Linked DNA regions of Homo sapiens: region 1 is linked to region 2. A link is a contact called in ENCODE Hi-C or POLR2A ChIA-PET data. All regions are on one chromosome and are shown on one strand. Each heading gives the region's core, a stretch centred on a gene start or an enhancer-like site at or near the end of the contact. The rest is flanking DNA. Distances are from core to core; before and after follow the strand shown. Region 1 overlaps DHX35 (DEAH-box helicase 35). Region 2 holds the start of RALGAPB (Ral GTPase activating protein non-catalytic subunit beta).

The links. A loop is a pair of places that touch in the nucleus more often than their neighbours do. ChIA-PET counts read pairs that join two places held with the same protein, here RNA polymerase II (POLR2A). Pooled maps may share reads with other maps.
Region 1: a loop to region 2 is called in a pooled map, with 4 times the contacts of the local background. The contact joins the enhancer-like site here to the promoter of RALGAPB in region 2. A Hi-C loop is called at or near these places in 2 of 50 pooled maps. POLR2A ChIA-PET finds 5 or more read pairs at or near these places in 3 of 52 experiments (A673, Caco-2 and activated naive CD4-positive, alpha-beta T cell).

Annotation. Positions count from the first base shown.
Region 1 is chr20:38,985,653-38,990,103 of GRCh38, forward strand. DHX35 (DEAH-box helicase 35) reads left to right here. Exons shown (of 22, transcript NM_021931.4): 5 at 3,161-3,265. Among named protein-coding and RNA genes, the nearest start is that of DHX35, 26 kb to the left of the region's middle. RefSeq lists an enhancer at 2,360-2,479. Within about 2 kb of position 1,253, at least 6 of the 41 ENCODE cell types and tissues checked have a DNase peak (open chromatin) inside an H3K27ac peak, as active enhancers do; they include A673, where a contact is called at or near this core.
Region 2 is chr20:38,470,720-38,475,598 of GRCh38, forward strand. RALGAPB (Ral GTPase activating protein non-catalytic subunit beta) reads left to right here and starts at 2,124. Exons shown (of 30, transcript NM_020336.4): 1 at 2,124-2,350. RefSeq lists an enhancer at 1,845-1,914 and a silencer at 2,205-2,404.

The DNA.
Region 1 (4,451 bases), core at 3-2,502, 510 kb after region 2:
ATCTTTTTTGTCACTAAAAGATGACTCAGTTACCTAAAATTAGAACAATTTTTCCTGTTTGTGGTTTGGAATCCCAGCTCTTAATCAGTTTGCATCTTAGTTCCAAATTTGTAGCCATGGATAACTTCCATGAAACCACAGCTTTCTCTTGAAAGAGCAAAGAGCATGTAATATATTAATAGAGCTGTCAAGTTTGAAATGCTACATCTCAGAAAGTACTTTATGTGCAGACTAAAATCTGCAAACAATCTCAGAGCCTAAAAACAGATTGCATAAGCTGTTGCTTGATCTCTGTGAGAGGCAATTAGTAGTGAGTATGCTTGTTGAACTCATGTGGTCTGGGTTTGACTTCAAGACCAGGTAGGTCCTCCCTGACCTGTGATTCAGAATAAGCTCTAACACCTGTCTTATTTCAGTTTCCTCATTTGTAAATACAACAGTGTCTCGTCTACCTCATGGGCTGTGTGTCTATTTAATGAGATACAAATTTGTGAAAGCTTAGAGCACAGCACTTGCCAGTAGTAGGTGCTCAGTGATTTTTTTTTTTTTTTTGGTCTTTTACCTCCCTTTCCTTTTGGTCTGTCAAAAAGATAGTATTTGTCCAGTCTAGTTGATGAGGTTATTGGGAGCAGAACTAAAGTGATAGAGATAAAAATCTATTAAAAAGCCAAGAGAATATAACCTTGTGTGATTATAAATAATAAAAATTTAAAAATAGAGTTTGAAAATAAAAATACATACTTTTTATAGCAAATGTATTCAAATAGTGAAGGAGTAAGAATAAACAGGTTTGGCTTTTACCTTATAGACCCATAAAATGATTATATTTTTACAGAGATTTGTTAATTTATGCTCATTTTTTTAAATTTAAAATTTTTGTGGGTACATCGTAGGTGTATATATATTTATGTATGCTCATTCTTATAAGCCTATTTTCTCCATAAGTTCCTAGTATCTCTATGCACACATTCTCTACCTGTACCATATTCTGAGATTTATAATATAACGACATGTAGGGTTGAAATTGGAACAGTAACAATAACAAATCTGTCCTGGTGAAATGCTGGTCATTGGGAAATACAACCACCAGAGGCAGAGCAATGTAGGATAACTTTCTGGTTTCATAAGACGTTTTGAAAGCCTACATGATATAGACCAGCTGCCAGATGATTGATTTGGTTTTGGCCTCCCCATTCTATAATTTCAAGTCACCAGGCAGAGCTGCTTCTGATCCTCATCTGCTCTTCAGTGTCTTAAACACTGATGGGCAGGAAACGCCTGGGTGTGCCTAGCTCAGAAGCTGAGGGCAGGGAGCCTCTGCCCTCCTGAGCCTGGGGCTGCTGGGGTGGAAAGGCTGGAGCAGTAAGCTCTGTCTCAGGACACCACATGTGCCAGCCATGTTCTAAAGTCAGGACTTGGGAACTGCGTGGGTGCTGGGGAGGTTGTCTCACCTGTGAAAGAGGGAGACTGAACTCCTTCCTTCTGTGGGGATTGGTGTGCTGGGCCCTGGGAAATCTCTATTAATATTGCTTCCCTTTGGTTCTTTTCATTTAGGTAGTTTATGTGGTGGTGAATACTAAACTTTCTTTTCTTTCTTTTTTTGTTTTTTGACACAGTCTCTTTGTCACCGAGGCTGGAGTGTAGTGGTGTGACCTCGGCTCATTGCAACCTCCACCTCCCCGGGTTCAAGTGATTCTCCTGCCTCAGCCTCCTGCGAGTAGCTGGGATTACAGGCGCATGCCACCATGCCCAACTAACTTTTTGTATTTTTAGTAGAGATGGGGTTTCACCATGTCGGCCAGGCTGGTCTTGAACTCCTGACCTCAGGTGATTTGCCTCCCAAAGTGCTGGGATTGTAGGTGTGAACCACCGCGTCCGGTCCTATTTTCTTTTAAATTAAACTAAATGATATTCATTATTGCTCTTCCACTTTTATGCTTGTTCATTCTTTTAAATATTTTCTATTAATAAGTTAACTTTTGAATAGCCTTCTTGGGGGAATGCAGAGATCTTGCTGTTGGATTCATTTTTCTCTTTCCTGCATTCATTTTTTATTTGTTATGTTTTGATGGATGAAATTTTGTCTATAGTTTATGGTCTTCATAATGTATTACATATTTTGTCTTTCACTTTATTATGCTACCTTGGATTTTTTATTGATCTTCTCATCCACTCATCTGCCCCCTTTGTTTTAAACCTGAGTTTGTCTGTATTTCCCCTCTCAGTGGCTTTGGCAGCTGGGACACAGTTGTGAACTGTTTCAGGTATCTCATTCTTGAAACTTAGCTTTTTGCCTTCGATGAGAAAATGAAACTGGCCCAGCTTTGAATATGGTAATTCCTGTTCTGCCTTCATGGTCCCGGGGGATGGGTTTTCTTTTCGAGCGTGGAGATGAAAAGTTGTCCCTGGTTAGTGTGCCCTTTGTTTAGGAACAGGGTGAATCTTGTCATTTCTTTTACTTTCCTTTTTGCTTTGGCCACCAAATTTAGAGCTGAATTTGTGGCTCAACTTGAATAATTTTGGCATATCTATGTTTAACATTTTCTCATTGGCTTTGATCTTTTGAAATTTTTTCTGTAATTTTTTGGATCTTGATCCGTAACATTTTTATGTGATTTTGTTTTTCATTGTGTATGTTCTTATAAGTTGCCCCAAGACCATTATAGAATGAAGTGAGATACATAAGTTAATAATTGGCTGGGTGTGGTGGCTCACGCCTGTAATCCCTGTACTTTGAGAGGCTGAGGCGGGCAAATTGCTTGAGGTCAGGAGTTTAAGACCAGCCTGGCCAACATGGCGAAACCCCATCTCCACTAAAAATACAAAAATTAGCTGGGCCTGGTGGCGCTTGCCTGTAATCCCAGCTACTTAGGAGGTTGAGGCAGGAGGATTGCTTGAACTTGGGAGGTGGAGGTTGCAGTGAGCCGAGATTGTGCCACTGCCCTCCAGCCTGGGTGACAGAGTGAGACTCTGTCTCAATAATAATAATAATAAAAATTGCAAAAGTTATTATGCTTGTTCTCTAATAACTTGTCTCTTTTCATTTTTCATTGTGTTCACATACTATTTAAAATATAAATGACCTTTAGATTTTCCATAGTATGTGCGCTGTGCAGTAATTTCTATGTCTCTATTTTCAGCATGATCTTTCTTCCCAAAGGTTGCAGGGAGAGTAGCTGAAGAAAGGGGTGCAGTGCTGGGCCACGAGGTGGGCTACTGCATCCGCTTTGATGACTGCACCGACCAGCTGGCCACGAGAATTAAGGTAAAGTGCTCAAGCTGCTTTTCCTAGTGGAAATAAGGAAGAAGGTTATTTTGGGAGAATTAAAAACATGTAGTCCTTGCTGCTGTACAGGACATTGATACCATGGCAGAAAGTGAAGAAAAGTATCCTGACATTCAGAGACTTTAGTCAGCTAGGAGACAGAGAGCTCTTCCTTTTTTCTTTTTTTTTTTTTTTTTTGAGACAGAGTCTCTCTCTGTCACCCAGGCTGGAGTGCGGTGGCACGATCTCTGCTTGCTGCAAGCTCCGCCTCCTGGGTTCACGCCATTCTCCTTCCTCAGCCTCCCGAGTAGCTGGGACTACAGGCGACCGTCACCACACCCGGCTAAGTTTTTTTTTTTTTTTTTTTTTTGTATTTTTAGTAGAGACGGGGTTTCACTGTGTTAGCCAGGATGGTCTCAATCTCCTGACTCGTGATCCACCTGCCTCAGCCTCCCAAAGTGCTGGGATTACAGGCGTGAGCCACTGTGCCCGGCCGACACAGGGCTCTTTCAAAGAGTCCTGCAATCTTATCCCAGAAAGGAGCTTGGAAGTCAGGTTTAGTCCTTGATTCCAAAGATGAAGAGGTTAAGGGCTTGGAAGGTTGAATGACTTGCCTGATATTATATGCCAATCAGTGATAGGACCAAGACTCAAAGCTGTCTTTTCTTATGTGTATTTTATTGTATTTTCACTGACTCAAATAGCAATCGAAATATAGAAACAAGCCTGTAAAAGGCTTAAAAATAGAGTAGTATAAGTTGATGAAGTGTAGAATTCATGAATGTTGTTTCACTAATTAGTACTTTTCCATTTTCATATGAAAATGGATTTTACATGTGTGTTCTTTGGCCTTGTTGCTAATGTTAAAATAATTAGTATCAATAGTAATCAGTGTATAATCAACTCAACAGGGTGTGTACTACCTACCACCGTGCTAGAATCAAAGTCTAATCAGACAGTGCAATAAAACAGTGAATGAAAATAATCTGATGAAATGAAAATTGATTATTAGAATCTCAGTTACCTCTTAATTTGCAACAGAGGAAAATTGAAAATCAGATGAGCTGAATGACCAATGTAGTGATTTGTAAAAATGTAGACCTTATTTTCCAGATTGCCATATTTTGTTATATTCATTTTGCTAGGTGAAGGGAATATTTTTCTGTACCATCAAATATATTTGAAC
Region 2 (4,879 bases), core at 874-3,373:
CAGTGATGTGTGCCTTTAGTTCCAGCTACTTGGGAGGCTGAGGCAGGTGGATCGCTTGGGCCTGGGAGTTTGAAGCCAGCCTGGGCAACATAGCGAGGCCCTGTGTCTTAAAAAAACAAACCATCATTTAGAGAACCACTCACTTGCATCTCTCCTCCACCAACTTGCACCTAATATTAAATCTTGTCTTTCTGTCCAGAGCAGTAAGTCTTACTGCCTTACATGTTATGTAAAAACCATATTTTAAGCAAAATTATTTGTTTGTATAATTTTCTGTTGCATCAATATATTTTTTCTGTTAAAAATATTTAGGTGCCTTAGGCTGGAATTGAACACAATTTTGCCCATTTTAATTAATGGGAAAAATTTAACAGCTTTCCACTTAGAAGCAGAATTTCAGGAATGAATTGAAACCACTAGAAGGGTGATAGCTGTATTTTCATCATCTCCCCAAGGGCTTTGGGACAGCTTTCCCATCCTCTGTGCCTGTCACTTTTCCAATTCCCATCACCCGTTGTTCTTCCAGTTAGTCACCCCTCCCTTGTCTGTTACAGGGGTTCAGTATTAATTGTGTTAGAATGCATCTGGTTGCAAGTAACATAAAACTCAACAAACTCTGGTATATATAAGATCCCTCATCCCGATAAGACAGGAAGGTAGTACAGGGTTTGTGTAGCTGCTTGAGTATGACTTAAACAAACAGGCTCCTGTCTTTCTGCTCCACCTTCCTCAGCACAGCCCTCCTCATGGCCTCTAGGCTGCTGTGCTCCCAGGTGTTACCCAGTTCCAAGCATGAAGCAGGGGAAAAGTGAAGGACACAAACTTCTCCAAGGGAAGAAGGAAGGGAAGGTCTCCTTTGATACTTCTGCCTACATCTCAGTGGCCAGGACTTTGTCTCACTGCCACCCTTAGCAGCAAAGAAAGTTGAGAGTTGTGTGCTTTGCTTTTCAGCCCCTGTAGTATAGAAAGGCAAGGGAGTGGTTGAAATAGATCTTGAGTTAGCCAACTACATAATTTGTCACACTGTGTTTAATTGAAATGTATTGCTTGGATCCAGTGTCCTGGACATAGCCTCGTTCCTGTCCTAGCACATTCTTACCCTCCTTTTCCCTCTTCCTTCCTGTAGCTATTTTTCTGGGGGGTGAGGTGTGGTCTTGAGGAAACACTCTTCAGTTTTACCCTTTCTGTGAGGATACTAGTTCCCTTATCACTCATTCCTCCATAGTCTCTTCTAACTGAGGTGAGGAGTCAGAATCTTCTTTGCTCCCTTCTGCTTTTCAGACAACCGTGCCTTCACCTCTACTCAACACCCTGACCCCTCCTCCCTCTCTCAATACCCAAGGTCAGTCTCAAGGCCAGGTCCTCCGTGAAGAATTCCACCATCCCTCCCTCCTCTTCTTTCTCAGTCCAAGTTTCCTCCTTTAGATTCTCAAAGCACTTAAGCTGTACCTCTCCAATGGTATTATTTTCTTCGTTGAAGTGAAAGCAAATTATTGAAAGTGGTACTGTTTACAAAATGTCTAGCGCATGGCAGGTGCTCGAAGTAGTATCTCTTAGTATTATTACTACTGTCTTATCTCGATCAGATTCAGCTCTTTAATGAGAGGCTCTAAATCTTATGTTCGATTCACCTTTGTAACCCACACCGGGCCTGGAATAGAGCACTGTTCATAATTAATGCTGTGCCCGTGTAATAAGACGGCGGCGAGCAAAGGGCATCATTTCAGAGGAAGAGTGCTGTAATGGTGGGATGGGAGAAATTCCTAGAACCTAGGTGGGAGCCAGAATCTTGCAGAGAAGCCCCTTATCCGTCTGCACCGAAAGCAGGTAGAGTGGATGCCGTAAGATTCCTAAGGACGCAGGTAGAGCGCCTCCTCTGTGCCGCGATGAGGTAGGTGCATCCGTCACTTCACTCCTCCCTCTCCACTTGATCCGGAATGGGAGGAACGCAATGCGTCCCGCGCGGCGATCTGGGATAGCTGCGCAGGCGCAGCTTCCGGCTCTGTGTCTCGGGAATTATTTGACGCCACCGGTTCAGCCCCGTAGAAAGCTCTGATTAGGCGCACCGCGCACGCGCAGTGGCCCACTTGGCTGGGGAGTTATTTGACGCCGCCGCCCCTGGCAGTCGGAAGTTGCCTGAGCAGATCCCAGCCGGCTGGCTCGAGTGGCCTTCGTCGTCCCTTGGCGCCCTGGGAGAGTCGCTGACGGGTGGACTGACGGACCGCCTGAGGACGGCCGGCCAGGGCGGTGAAAGCGCCAGCCCTATGGCGCGGGTCGCGTGAGGCGGAAGGCCGAGGACGGCCGGCGGCGGCGCCCGCCCCGGCGATGCGGGCCCCGCCCGTCGCCTCAGGTAACCGGGCAGCCGGCCCCGCCGCGGCCGGACCCTCCCCTCTCCTTCCCTCTCTTCCCCACCTGGCGGTCAAGGGACGGCTGAGGCTTGTTTCTCGGCTCTGGGTGCTCCAGGGGCCCGGCCTTTGGAAGCTCATCTGCAAATTTTTGGGAGACCCACGGGGGCGGGGAAAGCTTGGCCCTGGAGTGGGCGGCTGCTGTCGAGTCTGTGTAAACCCGGTCTAATCCTTGGGAGCTACCCCGGCCAGGCGAAGCTCTCTCCTGGCAACCTGGGGGAGGGGGCGGGTCTGGAGCGGAGCTAGACAACTCCCGCAAAGAATTTGGTCCAGCAGAAAGGTTAGGCAAGTTGCTGCCGCCCAGTGGGGACGATGCTGCCCATTGCACAGTGACACTTTGATGAGGGAGAGTTGATGATGGGAGTAAACAGCTAACCCCCATTAAGCGCTTCTTATCCGCCAGGCATCATGCCAGGCCATTACGTTCTCCACGTCTAACTTCACAGCAACCCTGTGAGGTAGGATTGTTGTCCCCATTTTACTGACGAGGCAACTGAGTCCCTGGGTGGTTGGGTGACTTAATTACCCAAGGTCACATAGCTAGTAATTTGAACCGGAGCATCCGACCCAAGTGCTTAACAATTAGGGCAGTGGCTCTCCAACTTTGCTACACTGTAGAATCACCTGGGGGAAATTGTAAAGGTTTCTGATGCCCATGTGGCATCCCAGACCAAAACAATCAGAATGTCTGGAGTTGAAAGCCAGACTTCAATATTTTTTTTTTAAAGATGCCCAAGTGATTCCAGCTTGCAGCAAAGTTTGGGAACCGCATGTAATTTGATAATTCTGCATCTCAAAAAGCATCTCTCTTTCTCCAGCTTAAGTGTGCAGGAGAATTGTCTGGGAGCTTGTTAAACTTGCAGGTTCCACCCGCAGAGATCTTTAGGTTGACTGACCACTACACCTTGTGAAAGACTGTTAGGGATGGAATTCTCTGCAGGGATTCTGAGTCATCTGGAACATTTAAAATGTATGCATCTTATGCAAACTGCTCGTTTGCAATTTTCCTAAATATACAGTACTTATAGGTGTAGCGTCTGTAACCTCTGGGTCGTTTTTACATATGCTGGAAGTCTGCCTAGACCATCCTCTGAACGTTCTGGCCATCCCACCCAAACGCACACACTTCTGCTCTCTCCTATATGCATATACACACCCTTTTCTTTTCTTTCTTTCTTTTTTTTAGACAGAGTCTTGCTCTGTTGCCCAGGCTGGAATGCAGTGGCATGATCTTGGCTCACTGCAACTTCCGCCTCCTGAGCTCAAGCAGTCCTCCCACCTCAGCCTCTCAAGTAGCTGGGACTACCACGCTTGGCTAATTTTTGAATTTTTTTTGTAGAGATGGGGTTTCTCCATGTTGCCCAGGCTGGTCTCAAACTCCTGGGCTGAAGCAGTCCACCCACTATGGTCTGCCATAGTGGTGGGATTACAGATGCGAGCCACTGTGCCAGGCCTACATACCCTTTTCTTCCTGTCTCTGGCTGCATTAGCTTTAAGCATTCCCTTCAAGATACCTCTGTCCCTGACCCCTACCCACCTTGAGTCCTTCCAATTTGCTCTTTAGGAACATCGTAGTGAAACTTATCAGTTATTTTTCTGAGTTGTAGTTCTATCCCTACTTCTAGATTATGAGAAGCTTTAGGGCAGGGACTATGTTTTCTTCATCTCTGTATTCCTTCCAGTGCTTTGACATACAGACTCACAAAGCTTTTACTCAGTGGAATGTTTGGGTCCTTTTATGTCATAGATAGATCATGTTGCGAACAGATTCTTCTCTATTTCCATTTTTGTAAAAGATGTTTGGTAGTTCCCAGCTTATAGAGTTTTGTTCTTTTTGCTTAGGAGTGAGTATTCTAGTTATGTTCAGCAATTTGTCCAGCAGTTGAACACACACATTGAGTTCTTACCAATTGCAAGGCACTCTGTAACTAACCATGTGCAATCAACATTGTTTGATTTTTAATGTCTGATTCTATCACAATCGGACGCAATCATGTCTGTAGGGAAAGTCTTTTTATTACTGTTAGACCTTTGCATGTGTTCCCTACTTCATTGTCCAAAAAAGTGTTTAGTTGTCATCCACTAAATGCCACTGCCTTGTTGGTATTTGGTAAATACAAGCAGATGGGATTGCCATTGGTAATGTTTGGTCCTGTTCACCAGGAGAGAGGACGTTAAGTACTTAATGAAGAGTAAAATCATGTTGTCACAGGAATTGACAAATTTAGCACATATTTATTGCAGAATGCCTGAACTGCCATTGCCCCATTTGCCATATTTACAAGTTTAAAGGAAGGCAGACCAATAATTCAGATTGGATTTGTTCTTGGTTGGTCTTAAAACCATGTAAGGATTTGCAAAAGTTAGTGAATATGTGTGTGAAGGTCATTATGAGGAGGTTTTTGGACAATAAAGATTTTTTTTTGTATAGCAATTAAACATGACAAAGTATGTAGACTGAATTAAAAACACAT